Linked DNA regions of Mus musculus: regions 2 and 3 are each linked to region 1. The links are chromatin loops, found by intact Hi-C in ENCODE. Cell type or tissue: gastrocnemius. All regions are shown on one strand. Each heading gives the region's core, and the rest is flanking DNA. Links, peaks and the distances in the headings are about the cores only. Region 1 holds the start of Gm51880 (a long non-coding RNA gene). Region 2 overlaps Tcn2 (transcobalamin 2). Region 3 has its middle 15 kb from the start of Osbp2.

Evidence for each region. A loop is a pair of places that touch in the nucleus more often than their neighbours do. Peaks named below come from ENCODE experiments on the same cell type or tissue, not always from the same donor. Only the 100,000 strongest peaks of a DNase experiment are listed, where the experiment ranks them.
Region 2: a loop joins it to region 1, with 2.1 times the contacts of the local background. A loop is called at or near these places in 7 of 42 quality-filtered maps.
Region 3: a loop joins it to region 1, with 3 times the contacts of the local background. A loop is called at or near these places in 15 of 42 quality-filtered maps.

The regions. Positions count from the first base shown.
Region 1 is chr11:3,803,053-3,808,052 of GRCm38, reverse strand. The region is part of intron 2 of Osbp2 (oxysterol binding protein 2); the gene reads left to right. It overlaps Gm51880 (a long non-coding RNA gene), which reads right to left and starts at 3,829. Exons shown (of 3, transcript XR_003949627.1): 1 at 3,752-3,829; 2 at 1,754-1,851; 3 at 690-799. In gastrocnemius, for the core only: a CTCF peak has its summit at 2,501 (motif pointing right); a DNase peak (open chromatin) is centred at 2,497.
Region 2 is chr11:3,913,572-3,924,241 of GRCm38, reverse strand. It overlaps Tcn2 (transcobalamin 2), which reads left to right. Exons shown (of 10, transcript NM_015749.3): 6 at 368-540; 7 at 660-846; 8 at 2,066-2,231; 9 at 4,837-4,952; 10 at 6,533-7,162. The coding sequence ends at 6,594. Slc35e4 (solute carrier family 35, member E4) reads left to right here and starts at 9,578. Exons shown (of 2, transcript NM_153142.3): 1 at 9,578-10,670. In gastrocnemius, for the core only: a CTCF peak has its summit at 5,293 (motif pointing right); a DNase peak (open chromatin) is centred at 5,330.
Region 3 is chr11:3,873,925-3,884,594 of GRCm38, reverse strand. It overlaps the pseudogene Gm11952. Among named protein-coding and RNA genes, the nearest start is that of Osbp2, 15 kb to the right of the region's middle. In gastrocnemius, for the core only: a CTCF peak has its summit at 4,547 (motif pointing right); a DNase peak (open chromatin) is centred at 4,556.

The sequences.
Region 1 (5,000 bases), core at 1-5,000:
ACACATCTTGGCATCTTCAGCCACGCCCCAGACTGAACCATCTGGCATGAGTCCACCTGTGGGCTCTGTGGCTCCAATTTAGTTACTTCAGTGTTAGCACTGGCCCATGGCAGTCGCCTTATTGTACCCCTTGATGCTGGTGGACTCCTTTCTTTGTTTTGTTTTGCTTTGCTTTGCTTTATTTGATACAGGGTCTTCGTGTGTGTAGTCCTGGCTGCCTGGAACCCACTGTGTAGACCAGGCTGGCCTTGAGTGCAGAGATCCGCCTGCCTCTGCCTCCTGAGTGCTGGGATTAAAGGTGTGCACCACCGCACCTGACCTTGGAAGTTGCTGTCTCTTTTTTCCCTGTTCCACCTGTCCCTGTGGTTGCTCCATTGGCTCCTGCTTCAGGGAGGTTCCTGTTTGCTTGCCTGGTTGTCTAGCATCCTCACACCTGCTTGGCTGTCTCCTAACCATGGGCAGCCTTGGGTAACCATAGGCCTAGGCTCACATCCCACTGTTCCTACGTTTCCTCACCTGTAAATCTGAAGGTTGTCTAAAAGAATAAACAAAACTGTGTCACACAGAGCACCCGTGACCCTGTGCTTGCTTTGAAAATTAAGCAGCCACAAGGCCAGAATTTGAGGTAGCATCAAACAGGTGGTAATTTAGGGAATTTTTCCTTCCAGAATCTTGTAGACTGTGGGGGAGACTGTCCAGGTCAGGTCCAGGGAGCAGGAAGTGTACAGGCTGTGTCAGTGTAGGCAGCAGGGGTACAAAACTTCAGAAATTTTGCCCCATAGTAGGAAGTTCTATGCTCCTAAAAGGTGAGCAAATTTCCATTGTGTTTCTCTCTCTCCCTCTATTCCTCCCTCCCTTCCCCTCCCTCCCTCCCTTCCTCCCTCCCTCCCTTCCTCCCTCCCTCCCTCTCTCCCTCCCTCCCTTCCTTTCATCCTCTCTGTTTGGCAATAAAGTGATAGGCAGTGTATAAAGCTCTGGAGTTTGCCCAAAAGACTGAAAAGGGATTTTATTGAGCTAGAAAATACCAGTTGAGAGGAAGAGAGGGAGGGAGGGAGGGAGGGAGGGAAAGAGAGAGAGAGAGAGAGAGAGAGAGAGAGAGAGAGAGAGAGAGAGAGAGAGAACAAGAACAGATGCATATTTGGTAAAATGACCCCAATAAGTCTTTATAGGGCCAAGCATGGTAGTGCATGCCTATAATCCCAGCACTCATGAGACTGAGGCAGGAGGATGGACAGTCAGGGCAAGCATGGACTACACGGTGAAATCTGTCTCAGAAAAACATTAAATTGCTTATGAACTCTGGGAACTCGTCCAGCTATCTTATGCCTAGGCAACTTAACTAGTAAATTCTATAAAACATTTGTAAAATAAACAATACTATGTACACACATTGTCTTCTAGAAAACATGGAGAGATTCCCAGGCCATTGTATAAAGACGGTGTTGCCTTGATACAAAACCAGACAAATGGTACAGGAGAACTGCAGCTCAATGTCTGTTGTGAACATAGTTTTTAAAAATCTTCAAAATATTAGCAGTCAGAGTCTAGAAAAATATAAATAGGACAATTCACCATGGTCAAGACAGACTTGTGCCAGGAGTGCAACGTAATGTCAGCATTTAAAGATGGGTCTAAGTGAGCACTTGACACAACCCTGTTAGCTCACTCATCAGGACTCAATACCATGTCTGTTGAAAGCTCGGTAAATTAGGAATCACCTCCATTGCATTAAGGGCAACTTCCAAAAGCCCACCTCACACTGTGGATGCTGGGTGCTTCTTGGAGATGTGCAGAGAAAACTCAGAGCTGTCCACTCTTGCCCAGACTCTCGCCTCTCACTGATGATCATAGCTAGCAAAGTAAGCAAGGGAAGGGCAGGGAAGGGCGGGGAAGGGCGGGGAAGGGCGGCAAAGGCACCCGATCAGAACGGGAGGAATAGACCATCTCTGTTTGCAAACTACACAATAGAGCTGTAGGGAAAAAATCCTTAAGTGTCAGCAACGTGTCATTCTGTGTCATTTCCTTGCTTGTTTGATTTTTAGGTTGTTAAGTTGGTCATGGGGGCACACACCTATACCACACTTGGGGAAGTGGAGGCAGGAAGATAGAGAATTAGAGACCAGCTTGGGCTCCTTTATTGGGTTACAGACCAGCATGGGACCAAGAGCAAACCCTAGTTTAACAAGCTTCCCCACGTAGGATGGCTGGACTAAGTCACCCACAGTGTCCCATTTTAGCAAATTGTATTTTGTGTGTGTTGTGTATGTAGAATTCAAACACTAGCTTTCACCAGACATGGTATTGAATTCTGTCGAGTTGACATGGCTGTGTCATTTTTGACATGTAGGGTGTTAGCACAGTGGTAACTTTTTATCAGCCTGCACTTAATCCTGTCCTGGGCAGTGTGACACCTGGTCTTCTTGGGGTCTCTGCCCCAATCCTCCTGGTCTGCAGGCAAACCACCTGGTGAGCAAATAAGACTATCCCTTAAGTTAACACAAGGGGGCGCTAGAGGATGGCTCCTGCACTTGCCTTCCTTCTAAATGGATAGCAACATTGTTCAGTGCTTTTGATCTCATTTTTAGATCATCTTCAGATCTGTCTCACAGGGTGAGGGGATGTCTGGAAAACTATAAGACCCGAGCACAGGGCCAGCCACCTTCTTGTCTGGGACTTTACTTCTAGGGGGCTAGTCCGGTTCTAGGGTTTTCTTTTTCCTGCCTTATACCCTGTTAGCATTCCTGTCACAGCTCTGAGATCACGGCCTATTCTGATGTCATAGTCTAGTGTCAGAATGTTCTCATCAGCCTAGCTTCTGCCACTAGAGAGAGCAGGCAGGCAGCTGGGCAGGGCTGGGGCAGGGGTGGCTGGTGGCCCTGGGGGCCTACCCTAAGGAACATCTGCCAGCCTATCACCCTAAGATGAACATCCTCTAAAAAGGTAAGGCTCGGAAAGCTTTCTTCCTGTCGGGGATGGTGCCAAGGTGGGGAGTGTGGGGTCGGCATGGCTTTGTAAACACCACTCTTGGAACTTTCAGTCTGTGTCCTAAGTGGCTAGCACACATGACACTTCTCCCCTTGTACATGAGGAATGGCTTTCTGAAATGTGGTGTCTCCCTCCCTCCATTTATTTTCATTCCTATTTTATGTGTGTGGGTGTTTTGACGCCATGTCTGTGCACTATGTGTATGCAGTATCTTCGGAGGCCAGAAGAGGGCACCAGATCCCCTGGGAATGGAGTTACAGGTGGTTATAAGCCACCCTGTGGGTGCTGGGACTAGAACCTGGGGTCTTCTAGAAGAGCAGCCAGTGCTCTTAGCTGATAAACCAGATCTCCAGCCCCTTCAGTTTCTTTTGAGACAAGGACAGGCTGTGCAGCTCATGCTGGCCTGGGACTTACTGTGTGTAATAACCCAGGCTGGCTTCAGATTCGGAATCCTGTCTCAGCCTCCTGAGTGCTGGGAGTCATGTGTGCCAAGAGGGGGACGGATCTGCAGCTGGAGAACTGAAGGTTTCTGGGTTGTGATTAAATCAATCACAGGACGGGCTGGGAACAGATATAATTCTGGAACACTCTTAGCAGAGAAGACCTTGAGCAGCGTCTCATAGGAAGTTGTCGTTGACTTGAAAGCAACAGGTGTGAGGGGGCTGTAGAACCTTGGGGATGGGATTGTCAAGCCTTTTCTTTAGTTGTTGTGGAGAATTAAGACATAAACTGAGGGACCTATGTATACTCATCACACAGACACTACCTGTCCGGAAGTCACAGCCAGTCTTGTCTGGAAGCTTCCCATGGTTCAGGCATACATCGGCCACTCCATCCCCCGACCCTGGGGATTGTACCTAGTGCCTTATGCATACTAGGCAAGCCCCTCCCCCCTTTACATTTTGAGACAAGGTTTTGTGATGTTGCCCAGGCTAGCTTTGAACTTCACTCCCAAAGTAGCCAGAATTGCAGGCCTATGGCACTAGGCCCAACTCATCCATGTAACTTTAAAGGAGAAGGATTTGGTTTTGTTCTTATCAAAACATGACACCCATATCTATAAAATCTACACTGGAAGGTGGTTTGCTTAAAGGAGCCAAGTTTTTTTCCTGAGTCCCGCAGTGTGTAAGGGAGGTAGAAGTGGGGGTACAGAGAGCTGAGAAAAGACCCAGTGTTGGCTTCCAGCGGAGGAACTGGCTTCTGGGCAGGCCCGGGGAAGGTAAGAAATCTTGCTGGGAAGATTTCGGATCTTCTCAGAGAAGGGGGCCCCAGGCACAGCCTCCCGAGGGCTTAGCCTTGGTGGCTGGGGAGAACTTGGTGGGGCTGTGGCTGAGTGGAAGAGCTGCTGACCCAAAGCAGCACAGAAGGCCTGCCAATATGTAGGGAGGCAAATGGATTGCTTTAGGTACGACCCTCTGACCCACACAGGTGGCTGGGGCTTGCTGAGGGGCCCACATAAATCAGTGCTGCCTGAAAGAGGCTCGGGGCGACCAGAGCTCAGATAGATGCGATGCATCAAAGGTGGAGATGGTCTGTCCTCAGAAACTTAGTTGGCTTTTCCCAGCGTGGGTGGCAGGAAGCAGACATTCTGACCTGGGCTCGCATCTCAGGGCCTCAGCTGAGCCCAGCAGGATAGAAGCAGGCATTTTGGGAAGCGGAAGCCACTGCCTCAGAAAGACCTTCTCACCCTTACAGTGACGTGAGCATCATTTTCCTGACTGGCCAGCTGCCTTGATTACTAACGACTTCCTTGTAGCATAAAAGAACTCGGGCCTTTATAATTAACAAGTCAGACAGACCCATGCATTGTTGTCATTAGCTACCAGACTGTCACACTTGGCCGTAGCCCGAAGTGAGTGACACTTGAGCTGCAGCCCTTCCCTGGTGCCGTCTGCATCCACTTTGTCTATCTGGGCTAGTGATACACTCCCAAAGGTCAGGGCTGCCATCTACACAGCACAAAGCCGGTGCATTGCCTGGTGGCATGAACAGGTGTGGTCTAACTAGAAAGTGTA
Region 2 (10,670 bases), core at 2,806-7,805, 110 kb before region 1:
TGGCAAATAACTACTATGCTTGAGGTCCTAAATTCAATACTCTACACTACAAAACCAATATGATTTAATTAATCAGTAATAAAGTTCCCTCTTTGGTCTCAGTGCATCCTGGCTTAGGAGCAGGGACTGTAGAATCCATCCTCTGGGACCCTCTTCTTCAGTCTGTCCATATAACCTGTTACTCTCAAGCCACTCAGTGACCAAGTTTGTCTAGGTCTGAGCGTTTTTCTGGGGCTTACTGTGTCCAGTGTTAGGACCAGGGAAGTCCTGGGCAAATCACCTGAATTGGTATGGTATATGATCCTGAATCCCCACCTAGTCTGATCTTATCAAGCTGTCCAGTTCATACTAGATGTTATCCCCCTAGACACAGAAGCCATGGCCGGCTTGGCCCTCACCTGTTTGGAGCGATTCAATTTCAACTCTGATCTGAGACCACGAATCACCATGGCTATCGAGACAGTGCGAGAGAAAATCCTGAAGTCCCAGGCCCCTGAGGGCTACTTTGGGAATATCTATAGCACCCCACTGGCACTACAGGTAAGAGAGAGACTCTGGAGCCATGACTGCTTAGCGGGTCAATGGAGGGAGGGCTGGTTAGAAGCTGGAGAGCCTGGTTCCTTCCCAGGGGCTAACCTCTGACCTTCTCTTCCTCACAGATGCTCATGACATCTCCTGCATCCGGGGTAGGGCTGGGCACAGCGTGCATCAAGGCAGGGACATCCCTGCTGCTCAGCCTACAGGATGGGGCCTTCCAAAATCCTCTGATGATTTCCCAGCTGCTACCCATCCTGAACCACAAGACCTACTTGGATCTTATCTTCCCAGACTGCCAGGCATCCAGGGGTAGCAGAGCCCTTTCTGTCTCCTAAGTGATAAGCTACTCTCTGTGGGTCCCAGTGATGGGTGACCAGTCAGTGATGCTTGGCTGAGGCGACATGAGCATGCACAGAACACAGCAGCTAAAACGAGGCCACAGCCTTCTGATACTCATGGTGTGGGCACAGACACCAAACAAGTGCTCTGGGCGGTACCCACTGCGTGATACCCACCGTGGAAATGTTTGGGCGAGGGAATGGAGGAGTGTATTAGTCATGGTCCTCTAAAGCAGCAGCATTGATAGGATGGTTTATTGGATTGGCATACACTATATGGTACAGATAGTTCAACAGTGGCTCTCTCACTCTGTCTCAGTCTGGAAAGCTGGATGTCTCCGCAGTCCCAGTGTGGCGATGCAGGAGGCCTGATGGATTCTGAAGAGCTGTTAGCCTTCTATCTACATTGGAAGTGTGAGGAAGTTGGTTTAATATCAGCAAAGGGATGCTGTAAGAGGTCAGATAAAGTAGATAGTGAGAGTGAGGGCAAGCGGCAAAAAGCAGGTTCCTTCTTCCGAGTCCTTTTGCCTGATCTGCCACCGGAAGGTGCTGCCCACATTTACAGAGGGTCGTCCCCATTTTGAAGAATCTGATTGAGAAAACCCATCTCATGAATACCCAGAGACTTGCATTTTAGTCGATTCTAGATGCCATCAGGTTGAAAAGCGAGATCATCACAGATGAGTTAATGACTCAATGAGTGGAGAGACACATTTGGTTAATGTTGGTACCCAAGGACTTGTCAGGAAATGGGAGGAGAGGGCAAAGGAGCAGAGAAGGCCAAAGCAGAGGCGCGGGGCCCTGTAACACAGGGGCATCATGGGAGAAAGTGGGTCTGGGAGAATGAACAGGTGTAGTAGATAAATGCAGAGAAAGAAGATGTGTCTGTCAGGGGTGACCAGGACGTGACTTGAACAGATGCAGACAGGGTCCTCTGAGGTGCGGTGTGTCAGATAGGAGAGAGGCAAGAAGCAGAGACCCAGCAAGGAGCTCAGGCCTGGGCTGCAGAAGGATGTGGAGGCTGAGATGAGACCCGGGTTTCAGCCCAGCAGCTGTTCATGCTGTTGACTGAGCTATTTCGAGGGAAGGCCGTAGGCCACTCGGGCAAGGTGTCTGTAGGAAGAAGGGAGGACTCAGATCCAGGCTCCCGGTCCTCATGACAGCTGCTTCTTCCTTTCTTCCTGGCATAGTCATGTTGGTGCCAGCTGTTGAGGACCCTGTCCACATCTCAGAAGTCATCAGCGTCACGCTGAAGGTCGCCAGTGCCCTGTCACCATACGAACAGACATTTTTTGTCTTTGCTGGATCTTCCTTGGAAGATGTCCTGAAGTTGGCACAAGATGGCGGAGGATTCACGTGAGGCTTCCCGTTCCTCATCCTAGCTCTCACTTCCCTCAGGCCTCCGTGCTTGAAATGGTATCATGGGAAGGGTGAGGAACAGAGGAGTTTCTTGGGAGAAGTTCTGGTTTAATTTCTATGTCTACCTTCTCCACTCCTTTCTGGCCTGTGTTTTGGGCCTGTGGTGTTTGGCCTGTGCTGGGAGCTATGGACCACCACTGTCATCAAGGGACCCAGACTTGGGACTCCAGTTCCTCACTCTTCATCCACTCCCTACAACCCCAGGCTAGTGAGTTGAGGGACGAGATGTTGCTCCTCTTCACAGGGCCACTAGGGGGAGCCTAAGCTCACCGCTGGGCATGTTTTGTGTAGGTTTAAAGCTTGGTATGCAGTGAGAGCGCCAGGAAGATTAATTGTATCAAATAACCTTGATAACATCTCGCCATTAATAACTCTGAGAAGGTAGACACTTGTCCCTTGAGATTTGACAAGCGCGAGAATAGGCGAAACTTAGTTGCTGCTCCTTGCTGGCCCCTGGCCAACCATGGAGATGGATCTGCCTCCCCAGGGTTAACTCTGGCTCGAAGCAGCTGAGTATCCCTACCAGCCTGCTCTCTCCCCTGGATTCTTGCCTTATCTTGAGAAATCTCTGCTTTCTGTTCCCAACAAGAGTTCCAGGGAAAGCCACCTAAGGACTGTTTGGTCATTTGGGCCAAGAACTCTTAGAACACAGCTGTGTAAACACCACTGTCCTTTTTGTTTGTTTTTCAGAGACAGGGTTTCTTTGTGTAGCTCTGGCTGCCCTGGAACTCACTCTGTAGACCAGGCTGGCCTCAAAAGCTCAGAGAGCTCTGCCTGCCTCTGCCTCCCAAGTGCTGGGATCAAAGGCCACTGTCTTTAAGGAACAAAAACGCCCCACTTCCCAGGTTAAGTGACATATACCCCCCCTCCCGGTGGAGGATGCAATCTAGAGCCAGGCTAAGCAGGAGCTCTACTATCGATCGTTCAGATTTTAACTTTTCATTTGCAAACAAGGTCTGCATTAGTCACATGTCTAATTGCTGTGACAAAAGACCTTATGGAGGCAAAGTGCAGAGAGAAGCTGGTTTAGGCTCCCAGTTCTGGGTGAGACAGTTCGTCGAGGTGGGACAAGGTGTCGTGGTCACAGTTGGGAAAACTCAGTGATGGGAGCCACTGTTGACAGTTGCTCTCCTTCCCGCTCAGCGAATGGCCCAGGCCATGTGCCGGGGTCACCCAGACTTGGGTCTTCCTTCCTTCAGTTAAGCTAATCTAGAAATCCTCCTCCTCAGACATACCCAGAAATCTGTTTGCATGCTGACTCAAAATCCCAGTAAGCTGATAATCAAGATTAATCATCAAGTGTCTTACTCTGTTCCCAGGCTGGCCTTGAACTTTCAGTCCTGAAATAGCACCAGGCGGGTCCTAAGTCACTTCCATAATGTCACTTGGCGGCACTAATGTATTTACTCATCGTAAAGTCCTTCCCTCCCTCCCTCCCTCCCTCCCTCCCTCCCTCCCTCCCTCCCTTCTTCTCCTTCATCTCCTCCTCCTCTTCTCTTTCCCCCTCTCAGTATCTGTTTGGATACTGAATCAAAATGGAGAAAAGATAGAATTTCAGGCTTTTTAGTCAGGTCTTTGAGGACCTGTAAGAGGTGGGTGTCAGTCTGAGAAGCTCTGAGTTCTGTTAGAGTGGAGCTGCCTGAGATGAGTTCAAGGGCCAGACAGGGAGACTACATGGGAGGCACCAGATTTCACAGCAGACAGACAGATGTGGAGAGAAGTGGCCCAGAGCAGCCGTGGAGAGCCTCAGAGTAAAGGGACAACCATTGAAAAGGATTGTTCATGGTTGAGCAGTGGTGGCACACACCTTTAATCCCAGTACTCAGAAGGGAGAGGCAGGCAGATGTCTTGAGTTCAAGGACAGCCTTGTCTACAGAAAAAGTTTCAGGACAGCCATGGCTACACAGACAACCCCTGTCTTTAAGAAAAAAAAAAAAAAAAAAAAAAAAAAGGGCTGGTGGACTGCGTTGTTCTTACAGAACCCAAGCACAGTTCCCAGCCTCCACTAGCAGGGTTCAACACTGCCTGTAACTCCAGATCCAGGGCATCCAAGGCCCTCTTCTGACCTACTTGCATGTGTGCACGTGCACACACACACACACACACACACACACACACACACACACACACACACGTTAAAAAATGAAAAGGGCTGTTCTGTGACATCCCCTAAACAATCCATTTCTACCAAATCTGCATTTTTTACAAATTGCGAATTCAACTAAATTGTATTAATCTGGGCTGAACACATAGACCTTTGCTTGCCACTATATTGAAAAAACCACCACCACAGCGTTTACTTGTGTTCGATATTGTAAATAACGTTGTGACATAAGTAAGGCACGCAGGAAGACGCACACAGGAGCTTGTGTGAATACTCCACCAGTTCATAGGACAGACTTGCACATTTCTGGGTTTTAGTATTTGCCGGGGGCCTTGATCCACTCTTCTGAAGGGGTAAAGGGATGAATGTCTTTCTCTTTGTCTAAATCAACACAGTAGCCTCCTCCTTGAGAGCAGCAGCTAGTTTTCTATTTTCTAGGTATGGGACCCAGGCCTCCTTGTCAGGCCCCTACCTGACATCTGTACTAGGGAAAGATGCTGGGGACCGAGAATATTGGCAGCTCCTCCGAGCCCCTGACACACCCCTGCTGCAAGGTGAGTCTGTAGCCCGTTGTCCTGGATACCCTGCTACCCGAGTCCTGACCCAGCAGCAAGGCTGCATGAACCCAGCCCAGCCTTTCCCTCGAACCTTCCTGGGCTACAGCATCAGAAAACCACACATGCTCAAAGTTGGGTCCAAAATATTTAACTGAAATTCTTAGAGTTTTTATGGAAGTTGTTGTGGAGAGTCCAAGACACAGGAAAGAATGAAAGCTTGCATTTCACTACCCAGAAATTAAGTTCTAAAAGAACTTTATTATTATTATTTTAGATTTATTATTTATTGTCAGTGAATGCTCTACCTGCATGTACACCTGCATGCCAGAAGAGGGCACCAGACCACATTACAGATGGTTGTGAGCCACCATGTGGTACCCAGGTCCTCTGGAAGAGAGCCAGTGCTAACCAGAGAGCCATCTCTCCGAAGCTCAAGTCTTTTTCATTTTTGATACATTTTCTTATAACTACAAGAAATATATACAATGCTTGTTTTCATTTAAAAATGGAATAATATTCTGTCAACACTATCCAACAGATGTAAAATGTGAGGTAGGTGGGTAAATGTTTCCTAGTAGGTGAAACTAATATTATATGATATATCTTATTTGGCCCACAATATCTCAAAAATGATCATTACAGAATGTAAAATCCCAATGTAGAGTCACCAGTGACATATTCACATGCTTTTATTTCTTTGCTTATTTTTAATTAAGTTAATTTTTTTGAGCATGTAGCCTAGGTTGGCCTTGAACTCACAATCCTCATGTCTCGGCCTTCTGTGATTTCTAGTGTGTCCCCACCATCCTGGCCCTCAAGACTCCACTTCTTCTTCTTTTTTTCTTGTTTGTTTGTTTTTTGAGACAGGGTTTCTCTGTGTAGTCCTGGCTGTCCTGGAACTCACTCTGTAGACCAGGCTGGTCTCGAACTCAGAAATCTGCCTGCCTCTGCCTCCCAAGTGCTGGGATTAAAGGCGTGCGAAAATGAGTCAGCAAATGGAACCTGTCCCCTGGCTTCTTAAGGAACCTCTCTAGTTCCTCTAAATTGTTGCTAGTTATTATAAATTATTAATTATTAATCTGGAAATAATAAATCTGGAGCTAAGAATGAACTAGGGTCTTAGGCCTGTCAGGCAGTGGATCGTCCACTAACCAGACCCAGCCTGGCTTTATTATCTTTCTCTAATGAGAATGTGGGACTTGAAGCCAGGTATTCTCCTGAACTGAAAGGTTGCTTCTGGGACACTCATTTGTGACACCCTCTGGAACAGTCCCTTTGCCTGACAACTCCATTTTGAAGATGTTGACCCTGCCAAGCAGGTACTGCCCTGGTTCCCATCCCTGTTATACAGCCGTTAGTCCCATGTCAACCCACTGGGGTCGCCCTCTCTGCTGTATGAGCCTGTGACCTGAGGGAGCCTACCAAGCCTCGTTCTGACTCTCTGGCTGGCTCCGGACAGCTCCCACCACCAAACCCTGAGTGGGTCTCATAGATGTGACTTCAGGGTGATGGTCACATGATGTGGTCAGGGTGGGATATTGCCTTGCTAACCCCCTTTACTTCGTTGTTTTCTGCAGGCATTGCTGACTACAAACCCCAGGACGGGGAAACCATTGAGCTGCGGCTAGTTAGATGGTAGTCCTACGATCCCTCCTGATGTCTTCACACCCTGCTGCCACCTCAAGTGCACTTGGAACAATGCCCCCCAGATCACCTCAGCTACCTTCCCAAAGAGGATCTAAGCCACTCCCCACCTGGGAGCAGGAAGGGAAAAAAAACCTCCCCTAGGGAGGCTGCTAGTTTGAGTTTGGCCCTGCCTGATCCCACAGGTCTTTCATGAAGACTGCCCCATAGCCTGAGGAACAGGCTGCTCTTGACTTCCTCTACATAAAGAAGTCTGCTGGCTATGGGTGTTGTGAGTACCACTGCTCTGGGACCAGGGTCCCACAAGAAGGACCTCCATGGCCTGCTGTGGCTCTGACCTGCACACCCAACCCCTGCTCTCTGTTATGAGAGTGGTGGTCCCAGTGGTCATAAGGCAGCCTTTGGTCATCGGCAGGGCCATCCAATACAATTAAAGCCTTGATTTACCTGACATGGACGTAGAGTCCTGGTGCCTCGTGTTCATGCATGGGGGGAGGGGGAGCAGAGATCTCTGGGGAGTTACTTGTGGTTACTCTCCTGTGTATCACATGGACAGTTGGCATAAACAGAGTTGACTCCATCTTTCTTAAACAGTGTGTGAAACAGCCCTGTGGGGCGTGAGCATTTGCATCTCTCGCTATAAATATGGGGAAAACAGGGATTCATCCAAGGTCTCAAGATGAACAGTGCTGCTATAGGAAGTGATGTCAGGCAGGAGACATGACACAGATATGGCTGCTGATCCTGATGGACCAAGAGAGATTTGCTGGGGACTGAGGCTGTACTGAGTAGCAGAACACTTGCCTGGTATGCACAAAGCCTTGGGTTGTGTTCCCAGATGCACAAAGCAAGAACTAAACACTATTTGATGGACTAGGGATGTTGTTCCATTGTAACAGTACCTGCCTAGCATGCACAAAGCCCTGAGTTTAGCACCATATAAAGTCAGGCTTGGGCTGGAGAGATGGCTCAGTGGTTAAGAGCACTCACTGCTCTTCCAGAGGACCTGAGTTCAATTCCCAGCAAACATATGGTGGCTCACAACCATCTGTAGTTGGATCCGATGCCTTCTTCTGGTGTGGCTGAAGACAGTGACAGTATATTCATATATATAAAATAAATCCTAAAAAAAAATAAAGTTAGGCTTGGTGGCACACACCTGTAATCCTCGTGCTTGGGAAGCAGAGGCAGAAACATGAGAAGTTTAGGGCTATCCTTTTCTGCAGAAGGGATTTGAGGCCAGCCTGGATCTTTATCTCTTTCTTAAGATGGGGCTTCAGGCTGTGTCACCTATGTCAGCAGCTCTTCTCCAGCCTGGTTTCTGACTCAGAGCTGTGGGGTGGTGCTCTGGTCTATAGTGTGTTTGTCACTGTGGTCTCCTCATAGGTCACATACAGGACACTTGAGCCCAAATATAGAAATGACCCAGTCAGGCTTGAAGCCCGAAGAAAAACAGACCATACCTCTCTCTGCAGCACAGTCACTAGGGAGAGGTTCTTTTTTTGCTTCCCAGCCTCCCTCAGAAGTGTTTCCTGCACCCCTGGCTTCGCAGGGAGGTGGGCCCCTCATACAGTAGGGCTCAAATTTGAGGGGTGCTGTGGGAGGCATAGGCTGCTCTGAGATCTTGAGTAGACCCTAAGGAACGTGAATGAGCCCTCTACCCCAGTGATATCCTCCTTGAATCCGGGCCTCCTGGCTCTGGATCCACAGTAAAATACAGTCTGATGTTGAGACAGGTTAAAATGGGTTTCTGAGGCTAGAGAGATGCTCAGTGGTTAAAAGCATTTACTGGGCTGGAGAGATGGCTCAGCAGTTAAGAGCACTGACTGCTCTTGAGTTCAATTCCCAGTAACCACATGGTGGCTCACAACCATCTGTAATGGGATCCGATGTCTTCTTCTGATGTTTCTGAAGATAGCTACAGTGGTGTATGCATATACATAAAATAAGTCTTTTTTTTTTTTTTAAAGCACTTACTGCCCTTGCAGAGGACCTAAATTTGGTCTTTAGCACCCACATAGTAGTTCACAGCCACTAGTAACTTCAGATGCAGGAGATCTGATGCCCTTTTGGCTCTGCAGGCACCGGCCATGCACATGGTGCGCACACTCACATGCAGGCAAATCACTCATCCATATAAAATATCTAACAAAAAAATTGTTCAAGGAGCTGGAGAGATGGCTCAGCAGTAGGAGAACTGGCTGCTCTTCCACAAAATCCAGGTTAATTCCCAGCACTCACATGGCAGCTCACAACTGTCTGTAACTCCAGTTTCAGGGGATCTGATGCCCTCACAGACATCCATGCATAGTTACAGATAGACAGACAGGCTAAACACCAATGCACATAAATCTTTTTAAAATGGGCACAGAAGTGGGCAGAGGCACCTGCTTGTAATCTCAGCATTCCCATACAGACATTCACACCACTAATAATAAACAAAAAATTTAAATAGGAAGAAATGCTTTTTAATTCAAAGAAGCTTAGTGGATAATGGATTAAAAATCCCAGAGGAATATAGTTCACTGAAAGCCCAGATTCCTCTTCTTAAAAAATGTGTGTGTGTGTGTGTGTGTGTGTGTGTGTGTGTGTGTTGGAGGGGGGAGGGGAGAGGCTCATTCAGTTTCCCTCCCATAACTCTTCTTGGAAAAACTATCTAAATGCCCCAGATTTTGATCCTTTCCCTGGAAGTCTCCTACCTACACTCTCTGCCCTTCAACTTGGGTTACTCAGCAGAGATCTACGGGTTCCCGCGGGTATCAGACTCATCGGAGGCAAGTGTGACAGTGTAGATTCCTGGTTCATCTGGGACAGAGATCTGATTTAGGTCTCAGGTGGGACTGGCTTATTTTCACCTGAATTTCTTTGGGAAGGGATTAGGAACGCTTGCAACAGTGCGGAGTCACGACCACCAGAGGGCGCTGCGGGCCGGGCTACACAGTTGCGCTTTGCGATCTTGTTTCTCTAGGCAGGTTGTCATCCAGGACTTGTTTGACAACAGAGCCGGGTGAGGCCTGTGCAGGTGAGCGGGAGCTTCCCCAGAAATCCAATTACCGGAAAGAGTCCAGGATGGACCTTGATTCTTGCTCACGCGTTGGGCTGGGAACAGGTCCCTGGGTTTCAGCTGCTTACCCTAACCTGAATTCAGGTGGGAAACCCGGGAACCATCCAGGATTCTGCTCCGTGGGCCTCATGAAACCCAGCTGTGAGTCACCTCGGAATGCCTAGGGAGCAGCACATAAAGTCGGCTAGCTCGGGATGGATGCCGGCCCGCTGTACCCTGCTTCCCGGAGCTGTGGTTAGCTTTGGTGATTCATTTCCCCTTCTGCTGCCCCAGAGGGGGCGCCGCCCTGGTTTGAGAGGGGGAGAAAAGATCTGGAGTGGAATGGAGGGGGAACAAGATGAGGCAGCCTTAAGGGACCACGTGGTCTAGCTCCGTTGAATTCCAAGATCTCAAGGAGACCTTTGTGGTCTGGGATCAGGTGATGTGGTATGTCTCACTTCAACGCCCTGCTTCTCGACGATGGCAGACAGCTTGGGGACGGCTCTGCAGAGTGCCCAGGGTTTCCAGCACTGGATACTGGTCTTTTTAAGGAAGGCTCTACTTGGCGCTGGAGACAATCCGGATTCCGGTTGGTGGCTGGTACAACCCACACTCTCCACTAAGGGATTCGCGGCCGCAGCTGCGCAAGCCAAGTCGGGAGGCGCAAAGGCTGTGGGAGGGGCTAGACGTCCGCCGGGCTCCGGGGCTGGTACTCGTGGGCGGGGCCCGGGCTGAGCCCAACTTTCCGGGTGGAGCGCAGCTTCGGTAGCGGCGGAGAGGGCAGGGCCGGGAAGCGCTGAGCCGCGCGGGACTCGGGAGGGACTAGAGCCCGGCGCCCGAAGCTGCCAGATCCACCGCGGGAGCCGAGCGGCAGCCAGAACAGCCAGAGCATCCTGAGAGGCTGCAGCCAGTCCGAGCTCGCGATTCCGCGTCCGCCGGCCTATCGGCGTCTATTCCCGGTCCAGTAAAAGGCTAAAGGGGGCTGGGGGAGGGGAGCGACGGCTGCAACCTCCGTTCCCACGCTCGGA
Region 3 (10,670 bases), core at 2,390-7,389, 74 kb before region 1:
ACCCTTATAATTGTTATCTAATTACCATTGCCATCTGTTCTGCTCCATTCTTTGAAACAGTTTGATCCCTCTCCCTCCATACCATACCTAGCTTAACCAATTGTTCTTGAATGATTTCTCCCCCCTCCCCCATCAACTTTATCTCTTCTGGGTCACAGCGGGGGGCGGGGGGCACTCACTGCCAAGCTTGATGAATCTCTGGAAAGAGAGAGCCGACTCCTGAAAGCTTTCTTCCAACTTCCATCTATGCACCATGGTGTATGCAAACACACACACCATAAATAAACATGAAAAAAAGCAAAAGTAGCTATGTAAGCTTTTGCAGGGACGCAGGAGGCTCCATTTGCTTAGTCAATTGATTTCCATCCTTCATTGACTCGTAATTGGATGTCATTGCTAGTGAAATATGTTTCTTGGAGGCGACAAATACAAGGGATCTGTTTTATCAGCTAGTCTCATGTTCTGTTATTGGTGAGCTGTGAAGCCATTTACATTTAAGTTACTACTGATACAGGATTGCTAATGTTGGCTGGATTTTTTTTTATGTATGTATATGTGTGTGTGTGTGTGTGTACATGCTTGCGGGTGGTACATAGGTATGTTGTACATGCATGTGGAGACCAGAGGACTGCAGAGTCCCAGAAGGGTGGAAAAACCCAGAAGAGGAAGTCTGGTACACAAAGAAGAGAAGCCACAAAAGTGAGGGTGGCTCTGAAGTGAGGGCAGCTTTAGCTGGTTTTGGATACTTGTCCAATACAGGTTCAACATCAGCAACAAGAAGCAGACTTCGTGTTCCTAGCGGTCTCCAGTCTTCAGGGACCTAAGTGTGGGATTAAAGTTGTGTGCACCACCACTTTCTTTTTTCTTTTTCATTTTCTAGTTTGTCACCCCTTTCTCTTCTCCATACCATTCTTCTCTGCTCCTCCTCTGCTTTCATTGTCCTAGCTTCTCTGAATTCCTTGAGTCCGCCCTTTCCTGGCTGCTTTTCATTGGTGAGGTCACACTGCAGCCTTTATTGTTTTAGTGTGCTCTGGTCTGTGGTCGTTGGTGATGTAGTCGTGCACCTTGTGTGCTTTGCTGCTGCTGCTGCAGTAGTTTGTCATCCACCCCCCCCCCCCGCCCCGCACCCCAATGGTGATGGTGATTTAGCCCCTGAGAGCGAGCTGCTCCCTAAGATGTCCTGATGAAGACGGAAGAGCTACCCAAATCAGCCACAGCACAAACCACAACATGGAAACCCAAGAGCAAGGCAGGAGGACTCCTCTAAAAAAATCACAACTCCTGAATTCAGAGACACTGAAATGGGTCAAAGGGATGTAAGCAGAAATGATCGGTGACCTCAGGAGGGGTGAGCAGATGAATGGAGTAATCAACCCAGGGCCTGGAGAAGGCCAGCATCACAGAGAAAAGTCAGCAAGAGGGATGGGAAGTCAGCAGCATGGGGTCAGCAAGACGACCCAGTGGGTTAAGGTACTGTCTGCCGCGTGACTACATGCACTTAAAGCCCCGAGACCCACATGGTGGAATGAGAGAACCAACTCCCACAAATATTCTCTGACCTCCACAAGCATACTGTGGTCCGTGTGTGTATACACATACACAAAAGCAAGAAAGTCTTGGTTACCTTTATGTTGTAACCAAGGCAACTTATAAAACAAAGCACTTAGTTTGGCTTACAGCTTTAGAGCTTTACAGCCTGTGACAGCAGAGTGAAGGAACAGCTGAGAGCTCACATCTTGATCCACTCATGGAGAGGTGGGGAGGGGCTGGTGTTGAGTGATGGGGAAAGGAGGAGACAGACAGACACTGAGAATAATACAATCTTTGGAAACCTTGAAGCCTGCCCCTGGAGACTCACCAGCAAGAACACCCAAGATGGGGAGACCCCAGAAGTGGAGTCTGGGACAGGACTTGGGATGTCAATCTAGTGAGGCATTTGGTAAGCCACCTCTGGTCATCTGGATATTTTTCCTTTTTCTTTTGCAGAGGTTACTGCACTTAAGTGGGATAAAGAAAGGATTATATTCAGGAGAGGCTGCCTGGGCACTGGGAGGGAAGAAGAGCCAAAGGAAGAAAAGGACAGAAGACAGAAGAGGTATTGTATAGGAGAATAGAAGGGCTCAAAGATTCCACAGTCCATGATTATGTGTGTACATGGAACTCAGATCAAGTGAGGTATAACCTAGAAACCCCTTTCAATGATAAAAACACAACATATCCTGGACTGGGGGCATAGCTTCGAGGGAGAGTACTTGACTAACATGTGCAAGCATAGGTCCTAGGTTCTATCCTCAGCACTGTAAACCACACAAAGCATTTACTGAACATTCTCGTGACAGGCACCAAGGCTCCACTTGTTTCAAACATGACCCCCCTGAATACTTAAAACAATGAAATGGGTGACTATAGAGTCCCCATTTATGGGCAAGAACTGAAGCTCAGAGACTAAATTCTGTCCAATTCTGTCCAATGTAGACATTTAGGAGCTGTGCGGGTCAAGCCTAAGGCTGTCTTGTGCTTATGTCCATCTCTCAAGCTTGCTCCCTGGCTCCCTGGCTCAACACTGCAGATGGAGGTGGTGGTGGAGGGCTGAGAGTTAAAGCCAGGAGCACAGCTCACCCTTGATCTTGTCTCCATGGTTTCATAGTCTCAGTTGTAACACCATGCCAGTTGACCCGACCTTAAGATCAACCATTCTGGGAGAATGGGAGATGTTAGGTTAAGGCGATGGAAGTGTTTGTCTAGAAGTCAGGGCACGGGAGACCTGATTACTGCCCTGAAGCTGTTAAAGGGGTTCTGAGCATCATCACCAGGAGCTCTGTGGAATGTCCCCATGCCTAAAGCCCTACCAGAAATCCATTCGTTCCCTCCACCACTGCTCTCAAATGCACTTAACTCAAAGGTCTTGGGACAAAACAAACAAAAACTTGTCAGATGTCTAGCAGCCTTGTTTCTTCCCTCTCCAGAATTTCTCCATGATCAGGGACAAAAGGAAGGGACCTTCCATTTACTGAGTTCCTATGACAGGCAGGCTGTTCTATCCCCTGTCATTCCCTGTACACTTGCCTGCTGTCACCTATTTACAGGTGGGAAACCTAGACAGAGCTCTAAAGGAGATTGCCAGCCCACACCCCTGTCCTGAACTTCCTTTCAAGCAGAGTTTATTCTCAGTCATGGTTGGCCAGAGCTGCTTTTTGAGGAGTGCCCATTTGTAGCCTGTCAGCCAGGACACGGAAGTAAGCTCAGGCAGGAATCTGATTTTGGGCTAGAACAAAGAAGTAGGCTTTAGGCAAGAATTTGCATGTAATTAAAGTGGTATAAAAGCAGACTGGGAAAAAATAAACCTGCCTCAGCCTTAGAACTGGCTAGGGTCATGCTACAGTGTTTTCTAATTGTCTTTTTCTTTCTAATCCTCATTCCCTCCCTGGAGAACCCATTGACTGAGCTGACTTGGTCATCCATCCATCCAACCATCTGTACTGGCTAGTTTTGTGTCAACTTGACACAAGCTGGAGTTATCACAGAGAAAGGAGCTTCAGTTGGGGAAATGCCTTCACGAGATCCAGCTGTAAGGCATTTTCTCAATTAGTGATCAAGCGGGGAGGTCCCCTTGTGGGTGGGACCATCTCTGGGCTGGTAGTCTTGGGTTTATAAGAGAGCAGGCTGAGCAAGCCAAGGGAAGCAAGCCAGTAAAGAACATCCCTCCATGGCTTCTGCATCAGTTCCTGCTTCCTGACCTGCTTGAGTTCCAGTCCTGACTTCCTTGGTGATGAACAGCAGTATGGAAGTGTAAGCTGAATAAACCCTTTCCTCCCCAACTCACTTCTTGGTCATGATGTTTGTGCAGGAATAGAAACCCTGACTAAGACACTATTTATCCATTCATCCATCTATCCATTCATCTATCTATCCATCTATCCATCCATTCATCCATTTACCAGTCCATCCATCCACTAGTCCACCTAACTATAAACTATCCACCCACTCATCTATCCATCTGTTTATCTACCTTCAAATATATCTACCCACCCATATACCTATTGTACTGGCTGGTTTTGTGTGTCAACTTGACATAGGCTGGAGTTATCACAGAGAAAGGAGCTTCAGTTGGGGAAGTGCCTTCATGAGATCCAACTGTGTCTTGGGCTCTATAAGAGAGCAGGCTGAGCAAGCCAGGGGAAGCAAGCCAGTAAGAAACATCCCTCTGGAGCTGGGCGTGGTGGTGCATGCCTTTAATCCCAGCACTGGGGACACAGAAGAGACCATTCTGCTGTTTTGTGCATTCCTATTTAGCTTCTGTTAAGAGGTTAAAGACAGGGGTTGACTTGCCAAGCTCAGAAAAAGGGTGGATTCCTGAATGCATCCTGATGCTACCACTCACTTATAAAGTAAGAATAAGGTCACTGGCTCTGCTGTCCCTCAGAGCTGTAAGGAGGACTCCACACAGTAAAAGATGCAGAATGTCTTGAGAAAAGAGGTCATAAGCTAGACTACTTCAGACCTAAGGGCCCAGGATCTAGCTCAGTACCGATCCTGTAATGACCACCAGGGGGCAGCACACACTTACCCTTTTAAATGCTTATGAGGGTATCTGCAGGAGGAACCATTGCTGCTGTGTGCAGGGGTCTGGGAATGTGGTAGGGCCAAATCACTTAGTTCCTTTGATCCCCAAGTAAGAATAGTAGAAAGATATGTCCTAGGCAAGCCCTCCTTTTGTACATTTTTATCATTTAATGTGTGTATGAAATGGCGTGGGTGTGGAGGGGAGTGGGCAGGGTCTCGCCTTCCACCACGTGGGTCTTGAGGATCAAATTCAGATCTTCTGTCAGACTTGGCAGCAAGCTCTTTTACCGACTGAGCCATCTCACATCCCCTTCTGCCCTTCTTTTTGAGACAAGGTCTCATGTGGCCCAAGATAGCCTCGGACTTCTCAAGTAGCCAAACTTTTTGAATGTTTGCTCTTCCTGCTTCCACCTACGGAGTGACAGGATTACAAGTGTGTGCCTCCACACCCAGCATATGCAGTCCCAGGAATCAAACATAAAGCTTCATGTATGCTAGGCGTGTGACATATGGATGGGACTCCAGCCCAGCCCCTGGCCCAGCGCTTAGTTGACAAGAAAGTGTTACATGGCTTAACAGTTCAGAGCCTGGTCCAGCTGTTGACTTTGGAAGTTAGCGGGCCTGTGAGCACAGGACCCCTGGCCAGGGCAGAATGTGGTCGGGGATCTGCTGCCCTTCTAGCAACCATTCCCCTCCTTGTCATCCCTATATGTACCATAGAGACTCAGAGGCTGGTCTTGCTTCCTTTATTTCCCAGGGCCTGAGCTGTGGCACAGGCCAGCAGACATGGTGGACAGGCAGAAGCCCCAAACTTTTGTGGGGTGAGTTTTACTTTGCCACTCAAAGGGTGATTTTGGGTAGGAATTCTTGAGCTTACCTGCTCGCAGGGAGCATTTCTGTGACAGTCTCTGTGAGTCAAATGAGCATTCCACTCTCATAAAATTTTAGGTGGTTATGCAAAGTGTTTCACTGTGGGGACAGAGAATTCAGGCTTCCGGCAGCCACAGCCCATCTCCATCCCCTTGGAGGGACAGCCATACTCTGGGAAAATTGTTGCTTAACATAGGTGTATAGATCGTTCATGTGCTCGCCTCTGTCTATGTTGGTGAGGTCAGTCACATGACAGCTAGGGTGAGGTCAGTCACGTGACAGTATGATGCCAGCTGTCTACCGAGGGGGATGTTGGTGAGGTCAGTCACATGACTAAGCTAGGGTAAGCTCAGTCACGTGACAGTATGATGCCAGGTGCTGACAGGGCTTCTGAAGCCCAGTGGTAGCTCCTGGTAGACACTCTGCAGAGGAAATGCTGCTGGCCATCTCCATCACGGAGACTGATTCTAACAGCCAGAGTGTTGCTGAGGAGACAGTCCTCTGGGCTGTGAGGTCCCTACCTCCTCCTCACTATGTGATCCCTGAGAAAGCGTGCACTCGCTGGCTTTCCCATGCAGCAGCCTTGCCTTTCGTGGCCTGGACTCGTGCATTGCTTCTGTACTTCTCTGTGGATGCAGCTACACCTGGCTGTAGAGTGGAATCACAGCGGGGACATGAGGGCACCCTTCCTTCCCAGCTTTTTATCTTTATTGTTTGAGATAGGCCATCCTGGATCTCCTTATGTAGACCAGGCTGGCCTCTGTCTGCTGATCGCCTGGATTAAAAGCAGGTGCCACCAGGCCTGGCTCTCAAGAGAAACCTAGGCTTCTTTTTTAATTTTGCAGAAAATTCTTCCTGGACAAACTGACAAAAAATCAGGTCCTAATGAAGCCAGCTAGCTCAAATCAGATGGATCAAGATTATCAAGAGGGTCAGAGAATAGCCAACAAATCTAAGCTCTGCTCTTTACTCTGGCGGGATGGCAGACTAGCTGGCTTAGACATCTTCATTTACCCCATTTGGTTCTTCTTCCTAGGAGCTAAGAATAAGGGAGGATGCAGTGTGAGGCTGTGTGTGTGTGTGTGTGTGTGTGTGTGTGAGAGAGAGAGAGAGAGAGAGACTCATACTGATGTCTCAGCTGGCCTAGAACATTCTAGGTAGCCCAGGAATGCTTCAAACACAAAGCAGTTCTGTGCCAGCTTCGTGAGTACTTGGATTGAATGACAGAACCTCTAGACTGACTTACAACATAAGGCTTTAGAAATCTAGTCAAGATAAGTGTCAAAATTCACAGAAAATGATGACCCGTCGACTTCAAAGGTCTTCATTATAAAGCAACCAGGGGTGTGTGATGGTGACACTTCTAATCCCAGCGTTCAGTAGGCAGAGACTGGAGGGAAAGCCAGTGTAGGCTGTATTGCAAGTTCTAGGCTAGCCCAGGCTAACTAGAAAGTAGGGGGAGAGAGAAAGAGAGCATGTGGTGGGGGTGGGGTAGCAGGGGCAGAACATTGGTGTCTACAGAGAAACACTACAGCCACTAAGACCCAGTCTCTTCCAGTGGCTGCCATAGTGTACTGGGTCAGGCCACCAGGACGGGAAAGATAGAAACAGAGAAGTCACCACACATCTTGGCAGGCACACACAGCAGAGTAACACCAGTCAGGTCATGGTCAGGGGGAAAGAGGACACATGGAAATAGTGTCACCAAACTGCTTTAGGGGCATGCCTTCAGGGTCCCAAAGGCCTCCCTGACCTTTTAAAGATTTCAGCACCTCCCATTGCACCTCGATCTGCAGACCAATCTTTTACAACACACAGTGCTTTGATGGGTTCTTGAGACCCTGCTCTGGGCATTCCTTGCTTGGCCCTTTATGAGATGTGGAGACAGAAGATGGGAATGGAGCCCTTCCCTGGCAACAAGACCCCTCACAATTACATCTGGAATACAGCAAAGGTTCTCCAGAAATCAAAATCTGTGCTCTATTAGTGCTGTTTCTCAGAGTCCCTGCTATATTCTGCCTGCCTTATGGTCAGTTCTCCAATAGACTCTTTAACACAACCCTGACTTGTATGTAGTAGATTTTCATTAAGGCGGTGTCTTCTGGATGCTCGTCCATGACCAAGTGAGGCTGGAGAGATGGTTCAGTTGCCAAAAGCACTTGTTACTCTTCCAGAGCACTGGGGTTTGGTTCCCAGCCCCCATGTCTGTCTGGTGGGTCACAAACACATACAATTCTAGCTCCAGGGGATCCAGTGCCTCTGATTTGCATGCACACTGTATTTGTGTGTGCACAGCCACACACAAACACATACAGATAATTTAAAATAATATTGACAAATTAAAATTATGTACCAGATATTGATGTAGCGATTGAAATTCATCAGTGGACAAAAGAGATTCAAACTCTTTGCTATTGTGGAGTTTACGAGCATTCCCTAGTAAGTGAAGCAGGTGAAACCCTTGGCTGGTGGTGTCCAGGCTCCTGCATCCAAAGGCTTTGGGTGCTGTAAAGAGCATCTGAGTACCATCTGCTCCTGTCAACCCGCTGGCTGCAGGAAGCACTGCCTATTGCTGCGTTAGGGAACTTGGTGTATCTGATGTGTGTGGGCTCTGCAGCAATCTGTGTGGACGATTCTGAGTAGGAATCTGACTCGTAGGGGAAAATTTTACCCCTCAAAGCTTTATCTTCATCTGGAAATTGAGAACAATTATACTGTAATTACTCTTTAGCATCCACAATGCTTGGTCCCATTGACATAAATCTCCATGGAGGCTCAAATTTCTAATAAAAAATGTCATGGAAGAAGATGAGTTACTTAGTGCCTGTGGAAAATCAAGCTCAGGGCCTTGAGCCCCACCATCCAGGACCTGCAGCTGAGCTCTACCCACAAGCCCTCCTGTGTGCTTCAAATCTCTCCAGGTGGGCTGGGTGTGGTGGTGCACGCCTTTAATCCCAGCACTCGGGAGGCAGAGGCAGGTGGATTTCTGAGTTCGAGGACAGCAATGGTGCTACAAGTGGGCCTCACCCCCCCCCCCCACACACACACAGACAGGCACACATACATACACATATATACACATGCACACATGCACACACACATATACACATATGCACACATATATACATGCACATACACATGACACATACAAACACACACATGCACACACATGTACACATCCACACACATATATACATGCACCCACATGCATACATACATACACACATGCACATTAGCACAGAGGCTGGCCAGAGGCTGTACCTTTTGGATCTGGACACTGGTAGAGTGTTCAAGGTGCTTGGTGTTGGCATATGACTAGCCTGGCTACCAGTCTGACAGACCTTTTGGTAGAGGCAGCCATGATAGCAAGACTGAGTCCTATAGCTGATAATTATAAAGTCAAATTTCCCCATTGCCTGTCATCTTTGCTTGTTCACAAGAAAATGAATGTTAGAAGTTCTTACACGTATGGGTTTAATGAACTTCTTCTTTTTTTTTTTTTTTGGTTTTAAGATTTATTTATTTTATTATATGTAAGCACACTGTAGCTGTTTTCAGACACTCCAGAAGAGGGCGTCAGATTTCATTACGGATGGTTGTGAGCCACCATGTGGTTGCTGGGATTTGAACTCAGGACCTCTGGAAGAGCAGTCAGTGCTCTTAACCACTGAGCCATCTCTCCAGCCCTTAAGGAACTTCTTAACACTAAGAGTGATTATTTATTTATTTATTTATTTAATTTCAGGGAGAGCTGGGCACCCTAGGCTTCCTTGCAGATGGGCCTCTGAGGGTTCTAGACTAGCCCCTTGCTCTGAATGCTCTCTGCTTGCTGGTCTACCACCACATAAGCAGCCACTGTTCCCACCCCTCCTGCTGCAACCTGCTCTGCTCTATGCTACCACGATCAACAAAACTGCCCTGGACTGTGAGCCAAATGAACCTTTCCTCTCTCATTCTGTCCCTGCGGGGTGATTTTCTCTCAGTGACAAAACAATCAGCACATTAGTCAAGTAGCTTAAGGCATGCCACTGTAGTGTGTGCAACATACACAGAAGTTTAAGTGTATAGTTCTGCAACACAGGAACGCTTCCCCTCCACTCTGAGACCACTATGTCACCCATTCCAATGCATCTACCTAGAACAGTTCTAAGGTGTTCAAAGTCTTCATAGATTGTCAGGCAAGCTTTAATATGCACGCCTTTAGGGGTATTATGTAGGGGACATCACACGCCTCTTGGTATATCATGTAAACATTATCACAGACTTTCAGGAGCTTATGATCTTCCCACAGATTTCAAGTCATTGACTTTGAGATTTGCACCTTTTAAAGTAGAAATCAAGGCATTTGACAAGGATCTATATTTGTCTCCCATCTTCCTTGAGACCTTCCTCACACATGGAAATGAAAATACAGAAAAAAAAAATGTAAACTCTGAGCGTGCCACAGCAAGGAGAACTACCGAAGGCTGTGGCTACTAGGCTACGTGTTAGGGCAGAAAGCTAAAGGAAGCTAAAGGGGGTTCTCTCTCTCTCTCTCTCTCTCTCTTTCTTTGAAGGTAAAGAGTATTTAATCAGGAATAAACACAAATATTCTGAACCATTTATTTAAAATTCTATTTTGTCTTCAGAAATTACATCAGAAACTTACATCTGTACATACAGAACTCAAAGTTAATTTGTACTTGAGTTTAAAAAGATAAATTAGAGCCAGGCAGTGGTGGCGCACGCCTTTAATCCCAGCACTTGGGAGGCAGAGGCAGGCGGATTTCTGAGTTCAAGGCCAGCCTGGTTTACAGAGTGAGTTGCAGGACAGCCAGGGCTACACAGAGAAACCCTGTCTCAAAAAACAAACAAACAAAAAAATCCTAAAAAGATAAATTAAAGGTAAAGAATATTTAGTATAGTCAGACATATTTACAAATACATCAAACCATTTATTAAGCAGGGTTTCATGGAAGCCTCCTGTCAGGGCATATCCTCTAGTTTTTCAGAGTGGAGAATAAGAATGGGTGCTGTGCTGAGGTGGGGTGTTGCTGTGTTGCTGAGTTTGATCTAAAATTCTGGGCTCAAATGATCCTCCCACTTCCCCTTCTAAAGTGCTGAGGCTACCTTGTGTGTGTCACAAGTGGCTCAGTTAATTTTAGGACAGTCACCAAGGTGGGAATGTATAAGAATTCCTCAGAAATAGTCATCAGAATGACACATTAATTATCATCCAGGTTTTGAATATGTTTCTA